Regions from separate parts of the Mus musculus genome. Here region 2 is linked to region 1. A link is a loop called in an ENCODE intact Hi-C map of the cell type or tissue named here. Cell type or tissue: left cerebral cortex. All regions are shown on one strand.

The links. Hi-C counts contacts between places; a loop is a spot of excess contacts. Peaks named below come from ENCODE experiments on the same cell type or tissue, not always from the same donor. Only the 100,000 strongest peaks of a DNase experiment are listed, where the experiment ranks them.
Region 2: it touches region 1 in a loop (5-fold over the local background); 2 of 42 quality-filtered maps call a loop at or near these places.

The regions. Positions count from the first base shown.
Region 1 is chr19:12,140,073-12,148,072 of GRCm38, reverse strand. No RefSeq gene overlaps it. Among named protein-coding and RNA genes, the nearest start is that of Olfr76, 23 kb to the right of the region's middle. In left cerebral cortex, no CTCF peak of the experiment used is centred here; DNase peaks (open chromatin) are centred at 2,404 and 4,526; H3K27ac peaks cover 2,282 bases.
Region 2 is chr19:12,368,204-12,376,203 of GRCm38, reverse strand. No RefSeq gene overlaps it. Among named protein-coding and RNA genes, the nearest start is that of Olfr1440, 22 kb to the left of the region's middle. In left cerebral cortex, no CTCF peak of the experiment used is centred here; DNase peaks (open chromatin) are centred at 1,369, 2,727, 3,011 and 3,519; H3K27ac peaks cover 1,255 bases.

The DNA.
Region 1 (8,000 bases):
TGGGGAAAAGCCTTGAAGACATGGGCACAGGGGAAAAATTCCTGAACAGAACAGCAATGGCTTGTGCTGTAAGATCGAGAATTGACAAATGGGACCTAATGAAACTCCAAAGTTTCTGCAAGGCAAAAGACACCGTCAATAAGACAAAAAGACCACCAACAGATTGGGAAAGGATCTTTACCTATCCTAAATCAGATAGGGGACTAATATCCAACATATATAAAGAACTCAAGAAGGTGGACTTCAGAAAATCAAATAACCCCATTAAAAAATGGGGCTCAGAACTGAACAAAGAATTCTCACCTGAGGAATACCGAATGGCAGAGAAGCACCTGAAAAAAATGTTCAACATCCTTAATCATCAGGGAAATGCAAATCAAAACAACCCTGAGATTCCACCTCACACCAGTCAGAATGGCTAAGATCAAAAATTCAGGTGACAGCAGATGCTGGCGTGGATGTGGAGAAAGAGGAACACTCCTCCATTGTTGGTGGGATTGCAGGCTTGTACAACCACTCTGGAAATCAGTCTGGCGGTTCCTCAGAAAACTGGATATAGTACTACCGGAGGATCCAGTAATACCTCTCCTGGGCATATATCCAGAAGATGCCCCAACTGGTAAGAAGGACACATGCTCCACTATGTTCATAGCAGCCTTATTTATAATAGCCAGAAGCTGGAAAGAACCCAGATGCCCCTCAACAGAGGAATGGATACAGAAAATGTGGTACATCTACACAATGGAGTACTACTCAGCTATTAAAAAGAATGAATTTATGAAATTCCTAGCCAAATGGATGGACCTGGAGGGCATCATCCTGAGTGAGGTAACACATTCACAAAGGAACTCACACAATATGTACTCACTGATAAGTGGATATTAGCCCAAAACCTAGGATATCCAAGATATAAGATACAATTTCCTAAACACATGAAACTCAAAAAAAATGAAGACTGAAGTGTGGACACTATGCCCCTCCTTAGAAGCAGGAACAAAACACCCTTGGAAGGAGGTACAGAGACAAAGTTTGGAGCTGAGATAAAAAGATGGACCATGTAGAGACTGCCATATCCGGGGATCCATCCCATAATCAGCTTCCAAATGCTGACACCATTGCATACACTAGCAAGATTAAGCTGAAAGGACCCTGATTTAGCTGTCTCTTGTCAGAGTATGCCTGGGCCTAGCAAACATAGAAGTGGATGCTCACAGTCGGCTATTGGATGGATCACATGGCCCCCAATGAAGGAGCTAGAGAAAGTACCCAAGAAGCTAAAGGGATCTGCAACCCTATAGGTGGAACAACATTATGAACTAACCAGTACCCCGGAGCTCTTGACTCTAGCTGCATATGTATCAAAAGATGGCCTAGGTGGCCATCACTGGAAAGAGAGGCCCATTGGACACGCAAACTTTATATGCCCCAGTACAGGGGAACGCCAGGGCCAAAAAAGGGGAGTGGGTGGGTAGGGGAGTGGGGGTGGGTGGCTATGGGGGACTTTTGGTATAGCATTGGAAATGTAAATGAGCTAAATACCTAATAAAAAATGGAAAAAAAAAAAAAGAAAAATAGGATCTGGTCAAAGGTGCTTTTAAGTAAATAGGCTATATTAGTCAGCTATCCATTGCTCCAGTGAGATTTCTGAGGCAATTTACTTACAAAGACAGGTTACTTAGCCACAGTTCTGGGAATTGCAGTGCAAGACTGGACATTCCCAATGGTGAGAATGAAACACACAGAGTAACCCGCTCACACCCTGAGCCAGAGTAACATGGCCCCAGATTTAGCACACTGGCTCCATCATGGAAATGCCATTCAGACCATAAAACTCAGCACATAGACAATACCACCTAGCAACATGTAAACAAAAAGCAATTCCATCGACGTCCATGGTTCTAGGAAAGTCTCTAAACCTTGTTTTTTGCTTCTGTAGCTCAGTTTCTAACTAACTGTTCTTGTTAACTCAAGTCATGTCTTCTAGGTTAGGCTCATAACACACCTCCAACAGTAGCTCAGCCCATGTAGAGTCTCATCGGTGATTGGACTGCAGGTTGAGGGTCAGAAGTCCCCTGCAAGACACTTCCTCAGCCCACAGAAATGAATTGAGAATCGTTATATAGCTTTCCTTTTTCTGGGATCATGTGGATCAAGTTTTCTTCTTAACAATTTCATGAGATAAAAAAACATTCAGATGGCCCATTTGTAAGACAAAGAATTTATTAGAACAAACACTGCTCTGTCATAGAATACCAAACCACACTTTATGCATGCTGGTTTTCCTGTGTGTGCAGACACTGAAGCAAAGTCTAACATCATAGCTTTATTTCAGGACTTGGCTGCTTTTTTACTTCTAGAATGTGGTCCATAAAAGTCTGTGGTCTGCCTGTCTTCCATTTAGACAATGCCAGCTAGCCATCTGGCCTGGCAGCTCTGAAGAGAGATGCTTCCACAGCCAGTTTGTAAAAGTTCCAAGCCATGATCGGAGTGACTGTGGCTATTCCTGTGCTTGTGGGAAGAGGGGCCAGGGAACTGTACTGAGAACATGGGTCTTGCCCGTGTTAGAAGAAGAATTAAAGAGATGAAGTTCCGATATAAACAGTTGGCTTATGTTTACAAAGATGAGACACTAGGAGTCAAGGAAAGTTGTGCATATATAATGCGCGGGGGTATAGAAAGCATCAGCTATTCAGGATGGTTTCTCTTGTTCAGTTTTATATGTTCTATGAACACAGGTTCGTAAAGCACTCCTTTATGTGGAGTGATCACAGAAAAAAAGTGAGCACTACATTTCTCCAATTTTCTGCAATTAAAAATGTGTGTGTGTGTGTGTGTGTGTGTACTGAGTGAAAATGCGCATGTGCAGTAGTCCGTTCTCTCTCTCTCTCTCTCTCTCTCTCTCTCTCTCTCTCTCTCTCTCTCTCTCTCTCTCGTCAGCAAGTCCCATTTTGTGCTGAGCTATACATCAGCGGACCTGGAGGGCATCATCCTGAGTGAGGTAACACATTCACAAAGGAACTCACACAATATGTACTCACTGATAAGTGGATATTAGCCCAAAACCTAAGATACCCAAGATATAAGATACAATTTCCTAAACACATGAAACTCAAGAAAAATGAAGACTGAAGTGTGAACACTATGCCCCTCCTTAGAAGTGGGAACAAAACACCCTTGGAAGGAGTTACAGAGACAAAGTTTGGAGCTGAGATAAAAGGATGGACCATGTAGACACTAGCATATCCGGGGATCCATCCCATAATCAGCTTCCAAATGCTGACACCATTGCATACACTAGCAAGATTATGCTGAAAGGACCCTGATATAGCTGTCTCTTGTCAGAGTATGCCTGGGCCTAGCAAACATAGAAGTGGATGCTCACAGTCGGCTATTGGATGGATCACATGGCCCCCAATGAAGGAGCTAGAGAAAGTACCAAAGAAGCTAAAGGGATCTGCAACCCTATAGGTGGAACAACATTATGAACTAACCAGTACCCCGGAGCTCTTGACTCTAGCTGCATATGCATCAAGAGATGGCCTAGTCGGCCATCACTGGAAAGAGAGGCCCATTGGACACGCAAACTTTATATGCCCCAGTACAGGGGAACGCCAGGGCCATAAAAGGGGAGTGGGTGGGTAGGGGAGAGGGGGTGGGTGGCTATGGGGGACTTTTGGTATAGCATTGCAAATGTAAATGAGCGAAATACCTAATAAAAAATGGAAAAAAAAAAGACTAAAGATGGAAAACTATCAATCTTGGAGCATAGATTACAGGTCTCATGAGAGCCCATGCACTGCAGTGTGCCCTTCAGGTGTGTCCAGCCTTTGACAATGCAGCTTAACGTGGTCATCTACAAGGTTCCCACTGAAGAACCAAGCATTCAAATTACAATACCAGTAGCAAACGGATCTCAGAGTATTTTGAGTGAGTATATGATTTTGTGTTGGACCAAATTAACAACTGTCCTCAGCCCCTTGTGTCTCATAAGCCATAGATTGGCCACATTTGATCAATGTGTGTGATCATGTATACTACAAAGCATTAGGGGTAATGGTTAAATCATGGGAACAGCAACCAGGTGCCTACCAAATTCTATATATCCATGAAACTGGCGTAAGTAGGTAGATAAAAATGCATATTAAGGATACTGTAGTGAAAAAAAAAAAAAGTTTCTTTGACCAAACCCAAGGGAATCTGCCGATTCACCAACCTATAAATAATGCATTGATATCAAAAAGGGTGGGTATTTGAGGACAGACAAAAAGGAATAGTTTTAGGGAGGAACTGGAGTCTCATGTCCCAGGACATTGACCTTCCTTAGCCCTCTAGCTGGTCCCACCAGGCCCTGACACACATCGTCTACTTAGCTTTGATTCCTTTCTCCCCAAATAGCTTCATTTGTAATTTGTCTGTCTGTGTGTTTCCCTCAACAGATGGAGAATTGTAGCCCTGGTGCAATTGCAAATTTCTGCAGTTTTGTTCTTTGCTGGCAGCTAACACAGGCATCAAAGCTCATGCAAGCATCTATTCTGAACTTAATTAGTTCCAGTCCATCTGGGAAAGATTTGGGGAGGCTGAAAAAATGAGAACACACCCTGTGCTAAAGTGGTTTTTCTGAAGTGAATTTCAGCCTCCACTCTCAGGCCCTCTTTAGAAGAAAGAGTTGTGGCTTGTCCTATTTTGAACAGCTCTAAAATGCTTCCTATGGTCTCCCAAACATTCTAATGTGTGTCTGCTTATTTGCCCATTAATAAACACAGTAGTCCAGGGAAGCCTAACCTATGATTGTTGTAAACCAGCTCTAGTTTTGATTCACTCCAGTTTTTCACTACAAGGAATATTTATTGAGCTTCTTTGATAATTGAGCAAGCACAAAAGTACTTTCTGTATTCTCAATACAAAAAGAAGGCCTGCATTGCCGATAAAATATGTGCCTGACCACACAATAGAGATTTTGATTAAAATTTTATCTTTACAAATTTGGTTCGCCAGAAGGCAGCTACAGGTTGTTGGGAGAGCATGACAGCAATTCCACGGAGCCCCAAAGCATGTGGTATGCTTTACTGAAAGGGTTAAGTAATTTGTGGCTGTGTTATTTCAGTGGCTTTTGGCATTAGGAGAACTTAAGGTTAATTTCCATCTTGAAAGTTGGCAAATCAAAGGATATGTGCTCATCAAACTGGAGTGAATGTAAAGAAAAACAGAAAAATATATAGATTATTTGGAAAAAGGAGGTGGAAACCCTGGTGTGTTGGTGCATGCCCTTTTTTTTATTTCTATCTTTTATTTATTTAGTTTATTTATATTTCTTTTTTATTAGATATTTTCTTTACTTACAATTCAAATGTTATCCCCTTTCCTGGTTTCCCCTCCAAAAATCCCCATCCCTTCCACCCTCTCCCTGCTCACTAACCCACCTACTCCTGCTTCCCAGTCCTGGCATTCCACTACACTGGGGCATTGAGCCTTCACAGGACCAAGGGCCTCTCCTCCCATTGATGACCAACAAGGCCATTCTCTGCTACATATGTGGCTGGAGCCATGGGTACCTCCATGTGTACTCTTTGATTAGTAGTTTACTCCCTGAGAGCTATGGGGGTACTGGTTGATTCATATTGTTGTTCCTCCTACGGGGCTGCAAACCCCTTCAGCTCCTTGGATCCTTTCTCTAGCTCCTCTATTGGGGACCCTGTGCTCAGTCCAATGGTGGGCTGAGAGCATCCACCTCTGTATTTTTCAGGCACTGGCAGAGCCCCTTGGACACAGCTATATCAGGCTCCTGTCAGCAAGCACTTCTTGGCATCCACAATAGTGTCTGGGTTTGGTGACTGTATATGGGATGGATCTGCAGGTGGGGCAGTCTCTAGACTCAGGATGATATTTTCTAGTTCCATCCATTTGCCTAAGAATTTCATAAATTCATTGTTTTTAATAGCTCCATTGTGTAAATGTACCACATTTACACATTTCTGTATCCATTCCTCTGTTGAGGGATATTTGGGTTCATTCCAGCTTCTGGCTATTATAAATAAGGCTGCTATAAACATAGTGGAGCATGTGTCCTTCTTACATGTTGAAGCATCTTCTGTGTGTATGCTCAGGAGTGGTATTGCTGGGTTCTCAGATAGTACTATGTCCACTTTTCTGAGGAACTGCCAAACTGATTTCCAGAGTGGTTGTACCAGCTTGCAATCCCATCAGCAATGGAGGAGTGTTCCTCTTTCTCCACACCCTCGCCAGCATCTGCTGTCACCTGAGTTTTTTATCTCAGCCATTCTGACTGGTGTGAGGTAGAATCCCAGGGTTGTTTTAATTTACATTTCTCTGATGACTAAGGATGTTGACCATTTCTTTAGGTGCTTCTCAGCCATTCCATATTCCTCAGTTGGGAATTCTTTGTTTAGCTCTGTACCCCATTTTTAATAGGGTTATGTGTTTTTCTGAAGTCTAGCTTCTTGAGTTCTTTGTAAAATTGGATATTAGCCCTCTATCAGAGGTAGGGTTGGTAAAGATCTTTTCCCAATCTGTTGGTTTCCGTTTTGTCCTATTGACAGTGTCCTTTGCCTTACAGAAGCTTTGCAATTTTATGAGATCCCATTTGTCAATTCTTGATCTTAAAGCATAAGCTTTTGGTTTCTTTTCCGGAAAATTTCCCCTTTGCCCATGTTCTCAAGGCTTTTCCCCACTTTCTTTTCTATTGGTTTCAGTGTCTCTGGTTTTTTGTAGAGGTCCTTGATCCACCTGGACTTGAGCTTTATACAGGAGATAAGAATGGATTGCCTTTAATCCCAGAAATTGGGAGGCAAAGGCAGGCAGATCTCTGTGAGTTTTAGGTAAACCTGTTCTACAGAACAAATTCCAGGCCAGGCAGAGCTACATGGTGAGACCCTGTCCCAGGAAAAGAACTAAGGAAAAAAAAAAAAAAGGAAGTGGGGCTACTCAGGCAGATGAGGTACATGAAGCATTCCTGTTTAAAGTGATCTCCATCAGCTAGAGCCCTTCCCAGTTTTCTGTTGACTTCTGACATGCAGAAGACATCACAGAGATCTATTTCTACTTCACGGTTATTGGGACCCACTTTCACTGTGATGAAAACAATTTGTTTTCTCTTTATGTCTGGGTGCTACTCCCAGTACTGTCCCTGCCTGCATGGTTCCCTTTGGGCATGTCAGTCTAGTCCTCTGGAGCTCAGCTAAGACCCACCAGAGATCCCTCAGGCTCCTATTTTGAAACATAGTTCTCTTCCTTGCCCTTTCTTTCTTTCAAAATATTTTCTTTAGGAATATAGCTGACAGGAGAAAAGTTTTGCTCTACTTTATGGAAATCAAGTTAGCAGCATCAGTCTGAAAAGTAAAACAATTAATGAGATGACTCCATATCCACATGTCTATGGGAAGCATTGATTGGACTGTGTAGGAATAAATAAATAAATAAATAAATAAATAAATAAATTGAAAGGACAACATGAAGTTAGAAAGGAGATATGATGAGAAGTTCCGTGGGACTAAGAAATGTACATGGTCAAGTTACATATTGCTTATATATATATATATATATATATATATATATATATATACATACATATATGTATATATATATATATGTATATATATATAAGAATTTTAAATTCTAAAAGTCTAGAGAGAAGGACAAGTCAACTAAACTATGCAAAAACTAAATAAATAAGCAAATTATGAGGATGTATCTTCTATATGCAGGAATATGATTACTGAGATTCTAATAGGCTTAATTTGGGGAAGAAATTTTAGTAACTAAAAATCACTGTGATCAAAATGAGAACTTGAAAAGCAAAGAAGCTCTTGATCAAGAGTTATTTTTAGGAATGGAAGTAAACCAGCCTCCTGAAAGAGATTGTTAAATGGAGATAGTGAAACCAACTCACTAGGAAAGATTCTTGGTATTGGATAAAGATCTGAGTAGTTTAAAAGATAATTTCTGGATCAGCAGGACCCAGGCACGCAGGAACTCCACCTTTA
Region 2 (8,000 bases), 230 kb before region 1:
GTAATAAGAACACCTGCTCCACTATGTTCATAGCAGCCTTATTTATAATAGCCAGAAGCTGGAAAGAACCCAGATGTTCCTCAGCAGAAGAATGGATACAGAAAACGTAGTACATTTACACAATGGAGTACTACTCATCAATTAAAAACAATGGATTTATGAAATTCTTGGACAAATGGAGGTAGCTGGAGGATATCATCCATAGAGAGGTAACCCAATCATAAAAGAAGTCATTAGATATGCACTCACTGATAAGTGGATATTAGCTCAGAAACATAGAACACCCAAGATACAATCTGAAAAGCACAAGAAAATCAAGAAGAGGGAAGACCAATGGGTGGATACATCATTCCTCCTTAGAATATGGAACAAAATACCCATGTAAGAAATTACAGAGACAAAGTTTGGAGCTAAGATGAAAGGATGGACTATCCAGAGACTACCCCACCCGGGGATCCATCCCATAATCAGCCACCAAACCCAGACACTATTGCACAATGCCAGAAAGATTTTGCTGAAGGGACCCTGTTATAGCTGTCTCGTATGAGGCTATGCCAGTGCCTGGCAAATACAGAAGTGGATGCTCACAGTCAACTATAAGATGGAACACAGGGGCCTCAATGGAGAAGCTAGAGAAAGCACCCAAGGAGCTGAAGGGGTCTGCAACCCTATGGGTGGAATAACAATATGAACTAACCAGTACCCCTGGAGCTCATATCTCTAGCTGCATATGTAGCAGAAGATGGCCTAGTCAGCCATCACTGGGAAGAGAGGCCCTTGGTATTGCAAACTTTCTATGCCCCAGTACAGGGAAAGGCCAGGGCCAAAAAGCAGAAGTGGGTGGGTAGGGGAGCAGGGCGGGGGGAGGGTATAGGGAACTTTCAGGATAGTATTTGAAATGTATATAAAGAAAATATCTAATAAAAAAAAACACATTCATTGCTAAGTACTATCCTGTTACCACACAGAAGATGAACACAGAAAGCTCATGTGAACAAACTTGGAATGTGCAAGTTTTTGGTAAATAGATGTAAAATGTCCAGGTTGGATCTTTGTCTGTACCAATCATGATTAGAAAACATTGGCATAGTTATCCTTGCCCTTTTACCTCTTATTTTACTGTAAAAATGAGTGCCTAATAATAATGTATGTCTCTGGGGATTGGAGGGACTGAATAAGCACACCCACAGAATACCTGGCTGCTCATAAAGGCTCCAGACACATTGTATATTTATTTCCAACAGGCAGATCTGGTATATCATTAGTATTCACTGTCATGGCCATGTGGAGAATTTATACATGCCACTCTTTCTAACAAGTTAACGTGTGTCTGGTGCCAAACATTTAGGCAGGTTCTAAGCATCTGTGTCGTGGGAGCTGCCACATTGGCTTGTTGGAAACCAACAGATTTGATTAATAAGAATGCAGTGAGCTAAAATGGTGCTGAAGAGATTAGTGGGTTCAGTTTCTCAGGTTCCATGAAGCCAATCTGGTGGTGGTCACAGGAGGGTCATGTACACACAGTTTGGATCTGTGTCACTGCCTAGAATTGAAGGCCTGGAAGATATGCTCAGATCTGATAGAGTGCTATTGGCAGCCTGCCCATCTTCCCTTCCAGAAAGAGACATTATTATCTCAGAATACAGGCAAATGTTCTCCATAGTGGGGAAGGAGATATTTCTATTTCCATTTTTCTGGCTTTTCCTGACCTAAAAATTTCTCAAATACTGCAGTCACTTGGATGTAGAAAAAAACAATTATCTGAAAACATTGACTGTGAACTTAGTAAAACTACTTAATCATAAATTTCATGTTTTTGACATCAAAAAATGAAAAAAAAGGGTTTTCTGATGTTAAGATTATTTTGTATTAAAAAATAAGTTTATGTGTCTTCCAGAACAGTTAGACCTACACAATATTTAAACTGCTTTAAGTTATTGTTAATCCTGAAGTAAAAATGTGCCAGTTTTAGTTCGTGTGACTTGAACTTTCTTGATTACTTTGACTTTAGGCCTTTTAATTTTCTCTTTCATAATTTTTATAGGAATTTTGTAATTATCTGGTTATTTCCTAAGTAAACAGATGGAATTTCCATCAAATGTTAATCTAGAATTGAGAGTATGGCTCATGAGGGGATCATCTGTTTAGTATATGCAATGTCCTGGTTCAGTTACCAGCAACACACACATAGGCATGCACACACACACAGGCATGCACACATGTGCACTCACCAATACATACATATACGTATGTACACACATGCATGCACACACAGTAACACTTCATCAATGAATTCTTGCATTATTCTCTTCAGACTTCTTTGTCATACAACTTTGTTTAGGTTGTCCACTAAGGATATTTAAAGTCATCACAGTTTTAACTTACTTTCCTCAATCCAGTGATTTTATGATCACTATATTTTTCTTCACTTACAAATCACAATAATTTCTATTTTTTGAGATTTTTTTTACTATGGTTTCCATCTTTATAGGTTCATGTGTTTAAACATCCTGTATCTAGATGATAGAGTTCTCTGGGGACATTGTGGAACCTTTAGATTGGGACCTAGCTAGAGAAAGTTTGTCACTGGAGGGCAAGCTTTGAGGTTTATAGCCTGTCTCTCTTGGGATATGTCTCTCTCCGCCTCTTGGACTGCACTATACTCTTGCTACTCTAACCACGAGCTGTTCCAACTGCCCCATTGCTGTGCCTTTCCCATTGTGATGACTACTTTCCTTAAAATCATGAGCCAAAACTAAAGTTTTCCTTGCTTAAGCTTTTTCTAAATTCTGTCACAATGACATGTAAAGTAATACACAAAGTCTATTTGAAATTTTGATTGGAATTCATTTTAACCAACTGAATAGTTAAAAAGGCAAGTTTTTTTGCATTCTTCCTTCAAATCAAGGAATTATCGTTTCTTAAAATTCAATATACCATTGCCACCATCTGTTTAGCTATTCTTAACTTTATATTACATGGTAACGAATCTCCATAGCAATTCTTCAAGCCTTTCCATCCACCTCAGCCTCCCAGTCACCGATTTTAAGAATATGTTTTATAAAGCAAGAAAATCCACTTTGGTCTCATCTTCAAATCATCTATAGGATACAGTGTATAGCACACAAGTTTTTGTGTATGAATTTAACAAACTGTGTGATTTTCAAAGAAATAAATGTACTTTATATGCTGTATCAATGGGATTTGCCTGCAGCTGATAGTTCTTTATTTTTAAGATTTATCTTCATTTATGTGTATGTGTTGGGGAGAGGAGGTATGTACACGCACATGCAGGAGCCTGTGTGGTCAGAAAAGCAAGGTTGGAATCCTCTGAAGCTGTAGTTACTGGTGGCTGTTGGAGACTGGGAATCAAACTTGGGTCTTCTGCTAGAGCGATCAATACTCTTAACAGATGAGACATCTCTCCAGTCCCATAATTCTATCACCCAATGTTTTCTTTGACTCCAGGCTTCTTCCAGTACTTTGTATCTGGCCTAGAAATGGAATGATTCTGAGATTTGAAGGAAACGATCTCATATTATAAGAAGTCACATTTTCTTTGCTGTGTTAAAGGAAGATGGGTTGATGGTTGCTAGAACCCTTCATGGCTGGACTCCCAACTCAGTACAGAATGTTGATTTTATATTCTAAATTGGTAAAACAGTGTGATATATTCTAATACTCTGTTTTCTGTAAGTACTCTAACATTTTATTTCCATCACACTGAGACAGAAAATTAAGGATAAAAAGGGATTTTTTTCAGCTGGTCTCTGAGTGTCTCATAGATTATATAAACTATATACAGATGCCTTCTGGAGATTAGCAGCTGATGAGGGAGATGGGCACCTGTGATTCCAGGAATTTTACAGAAACTGAAGTAGGGACAGAAAATTGGCTGATTCGGAAAACTAAACATCTAATTAAAATCACTGGGAAAGACTTTGTAAAAATGTGTGTACTCGTGTTCAAATCAGAGAAAAAAGTTTCACATAAAATAATCTTTTGGGGAGTCTTGCCCAACACCCGCAAGGGTCCACACGGGACTCCCCACGGGACCCTAAGACCTCTGGTGAGTGGACCACAGTGCCTGCCCCAATCCAATCGCGCAGAACTTGAGACTGCGGTACATAGGGAAGCAGGCTACCCGGGCCTGATCTGGGGCACAAGTCCCTTCCGCTCGACTCGAGACTCGAGCCCCGGGCTACCTTGCCAGCAGAGTCTTGCCCAACACCCGCAAGGGTCCACACGGGACTCCCCACGGGACCCTAAGACCTCTGGTGAGTGGATCACAGTGCCTGCCCCAATCCAATCGCGCGGAACTTGAGACTGCGGTACATAGGGAAGCAGGCTACCCGGGCTTGATCTGGGGCACAAACCCCTTCCACTCCACTCGAGCCCCGGGCTACCTTGCCAGCTGAGTCGCCTGACACCCGCAAGGGCCCACACAGGATTCCACACGTGATCCTAAGACCTCTAGTGAGTGGAACACAACTTCTGCCAGGAGTCTGGTTCGAACACCAGATATCTGGGTACCTGCCTTGCAAGAAGAGAGCTTGCCTGCAGAGAATACTCTGCCCACTGAAACTAAGGAGAGTGCTACCCTCCAGGTCTGCTCATAGAGGCTAACAGAGTCACCTGAAGAACAAGCTCTTAACAGTGACAACTAAAACAGCTAGCTTCAGAGATTACCGGATGGCGAAAGGCAAACGTAAGAATCCTACTAACAGAAATCAAGACCACTCACCATCATCAGAATGCAGCACTCCCACCCCACCTAGTCCTGGGCACCCCAACACAACCGAAAATCTAGACCCAGATTTAAAAACATTTCTCATGATGATGATAGAGGACATCAAGAAGGACTTTCATAAGTCACTTAAAGATTTACAGGAGAGCACTGCTAAAGAGTTACAGGCTCTTAAAGAAAAGCAGGAAAACACAGCCAAACAGGTGATGGAAATGAACAAAACCATACTAGAACTAAAAGGGGAAGTAGACACAATAAAGAAAACCCAAAGCGAGGCAACGCTGGAGATAGAAACCCTAGGAAAGAGATCTGGAACCATAGATGCGAGCATCAGCAACAGAATACAAGAAATGGAAGAGAGAATCTCAGGTGCAGAAGATTCCATAGAGAACATTGACACAACAGTCAAAGAAAATACAAAATGCAAAAGGATCCTAACTCAAAACATCCAGGTAATCCAGGACACAATGAGAAGACCAAACCTACGGATAATAGGAATTGATGAGAATGAAGATTTTCAACTTAAAGGGCCAGCTAATATCTTCAACAAAATAATAGAAGAAAACTTCCCAAACATAAAAAAAGAGATGCCCATGATCATACAAGAAGCATACAGAACTCCAAATAGACTGGACCAGAAAAGAAATTCCTCCCGACACATAATAATCAGAACAACAAATGCACTAAATAAAGATAGAATATTAAAAGCAGTAAGGGAGAAAGGTCAAGTAACATATAAAGGAAGGCCTATCAGAATTACACCAGACTTTTCACCAGAGACTATGAAAGCCAGAAGAGCCTGGACAGATATTATACAGACACTAAGAGAACACAAATGCCAGCCCAGGCTACTATACCCGGCCAAACTCTCAATTACCATAGATGGAGAAACCAAAGTATTCCACGACAAAACCAAGTTCACACAATATCTTTCCACGAATCCAGCCCTTCAAAGGATAATAACAGAAAAGAAGCAATACAAGGACGGAAATCACGCCCTAGAACAACCAAGAAAGTAATCATTCAACAAACCAAAAAGAAGACAGCCACAAGAACAGAATGCCAACTTTAACAACAAAAATAAAAGGGAGCAACAATTACTTTTCCTTAATATCTCTTAATATCAATGGACTCAATTCCCCAATAAAAAGACATAGACTAACAGACTGGCTACACAAACAGGACCCAACATTCTGCTGCTTACAGGAAACCCATCTCAGGGAAAAAGACAGACACTACCTCAGAGTGAAAGGCTGGAAAACAATTTTCCAAGCAAATGGACTGAAGAAACAAGCTGGAGTAGCCATTTTAATATCGGATAAAATCGACTTCCAACCCAAAGTTATCAAAAAAGACAAGGAGGGACACTTCATACTCATCAAAGGTAAAATCCTCCAAGAGGAACTCTCAATTCTGAATATCTACGCACCAAATGCAAGGGCAGCCACATTCATTAGAGACACTTTAGTAAAGCTCAAAGCATACATTGCACCTCACACAATAATAGTGGGAGACTTCAACACACCACTTTCTTCAAAGGACAGATCGTGGAAACAGAAACTAAACAGGGACACAGTGAAACTAACAGAAGTTATGAAACAAATGGACCTGACAGATATCTACAGAACATTTTATCCTAAAACAAAAGGATATACCTTCTTCTCAGCACCTCACGGGACCTTCTCCAAAATTGACCATATAATTGGTCACAAAACAGGCCTCAATAGATACAAAAATATTGAAATTGTCCCAGGTATCCTATCAGACCACCATGGCCTAAGACTGATCTTCAATAACAACATAAATAATGGAAAGCCAACATTCACGTGGAAACTGAATAACACTCTTCTCAATGATACCTTGGTCAAGGAAGGAATAAAGAAAGAAATTAAAGACTTTTTAGAGTTTAATGAAAATGAAGCCACAACGTACCCAAACCTATGGGACACAATGAAAGCATTTCTAAGAGGGAAACTCATAGCGCTGAGTGCCTCCAAGAAGAAACGGGAGACAGCACATACTAGCAGCTTGACAACACATCTAAAAGCCCTAGAAAAAAAGGAAGCAAATTCACCCAAGAGGAGTAGACGGCAGGAAATAATCAAACTCAGGGGTGAAATCAACCAAGTGGAAACAAGAAGAACTATTCAAAGAATTAACCAAACGAGGAGTTGGTTCTTTGAGAAAATCAACAAGATAGATAAACCCTTAGCTAGACTCACTAAAGGGCACAGGGACAAAATCCTAATTAACAAAATCAGAAATGAAAAGGGAGACATAACAACAGATCCTGAAGAAATCCAAAACACCATCAGATCCTTCTACAAAAGGCTATACTCAACAAAACTGGAAAACCTGGACGAAATGGACAAATTTCTGGACAGATACCAGGTACCAAAGTTGAATCAGGATCAAGTTGACCATCTAAACAGTCCCATATCACCTAAAGAAATAGAAGCAGTTATTAATAGTCTCCCAACCAAAAAAAGCCCAGGACCAGATGGGTTTAGTGCAGAGTTCTATCAGACCTTCAAAGAAGATCTAATTCCAATTCTGCACAAACTATTTCACAAAATAGAAGTAGAAGGTACTCTACCCAACTCATTTTATGAAGCCACTATTACTCTGATACCTAAACCACAGAAAGATCCAACAAAGATAGAGAACTTCAGACCAATTTCTCTTATGAATATCGATGCAAAAATCCTCAATAAAATTCTCGCTAACCGAATCCAAGAACACATTAAAGCAATCATCCATCCTGACCAAGTAGGTTTTATTCCAGGGATGCAGGGATGGTTTAATATACGAAAATCCATCAATGTAATCCATTATATAAACAAACTCAAAGACAAAAACCACATGATCATCTCGTTAGATGCAGAAAAAGCATTTGACAAGATCCAACACCCATTCATGATAAAAGTTTTGGAAAGATCAGGAATTCAAGGCCCATACCTAAACATGATAAAAGCAATCTACAGCAAACCAGTAGCCAACATCAAAGTAAATGGAGAGAAGCTGGAAGCAATCCCACTAAAATCAGGGACTAGACAAGGCTGCCCACTTTCTCCCTACCTTTTCAACATAGTACTTGAAGTATTAGCCAGAGCAATTCGACAACAAAAGGAGATCAAGGGGATACAAATTGGAAAAGAGGAAGTCAAAATATCACTTTTTGCAGATGATATGATAGTATATATAAGTGACCCTAAAAATTCTACCAGAGAACTCCTAAACCTGATAAACAGCT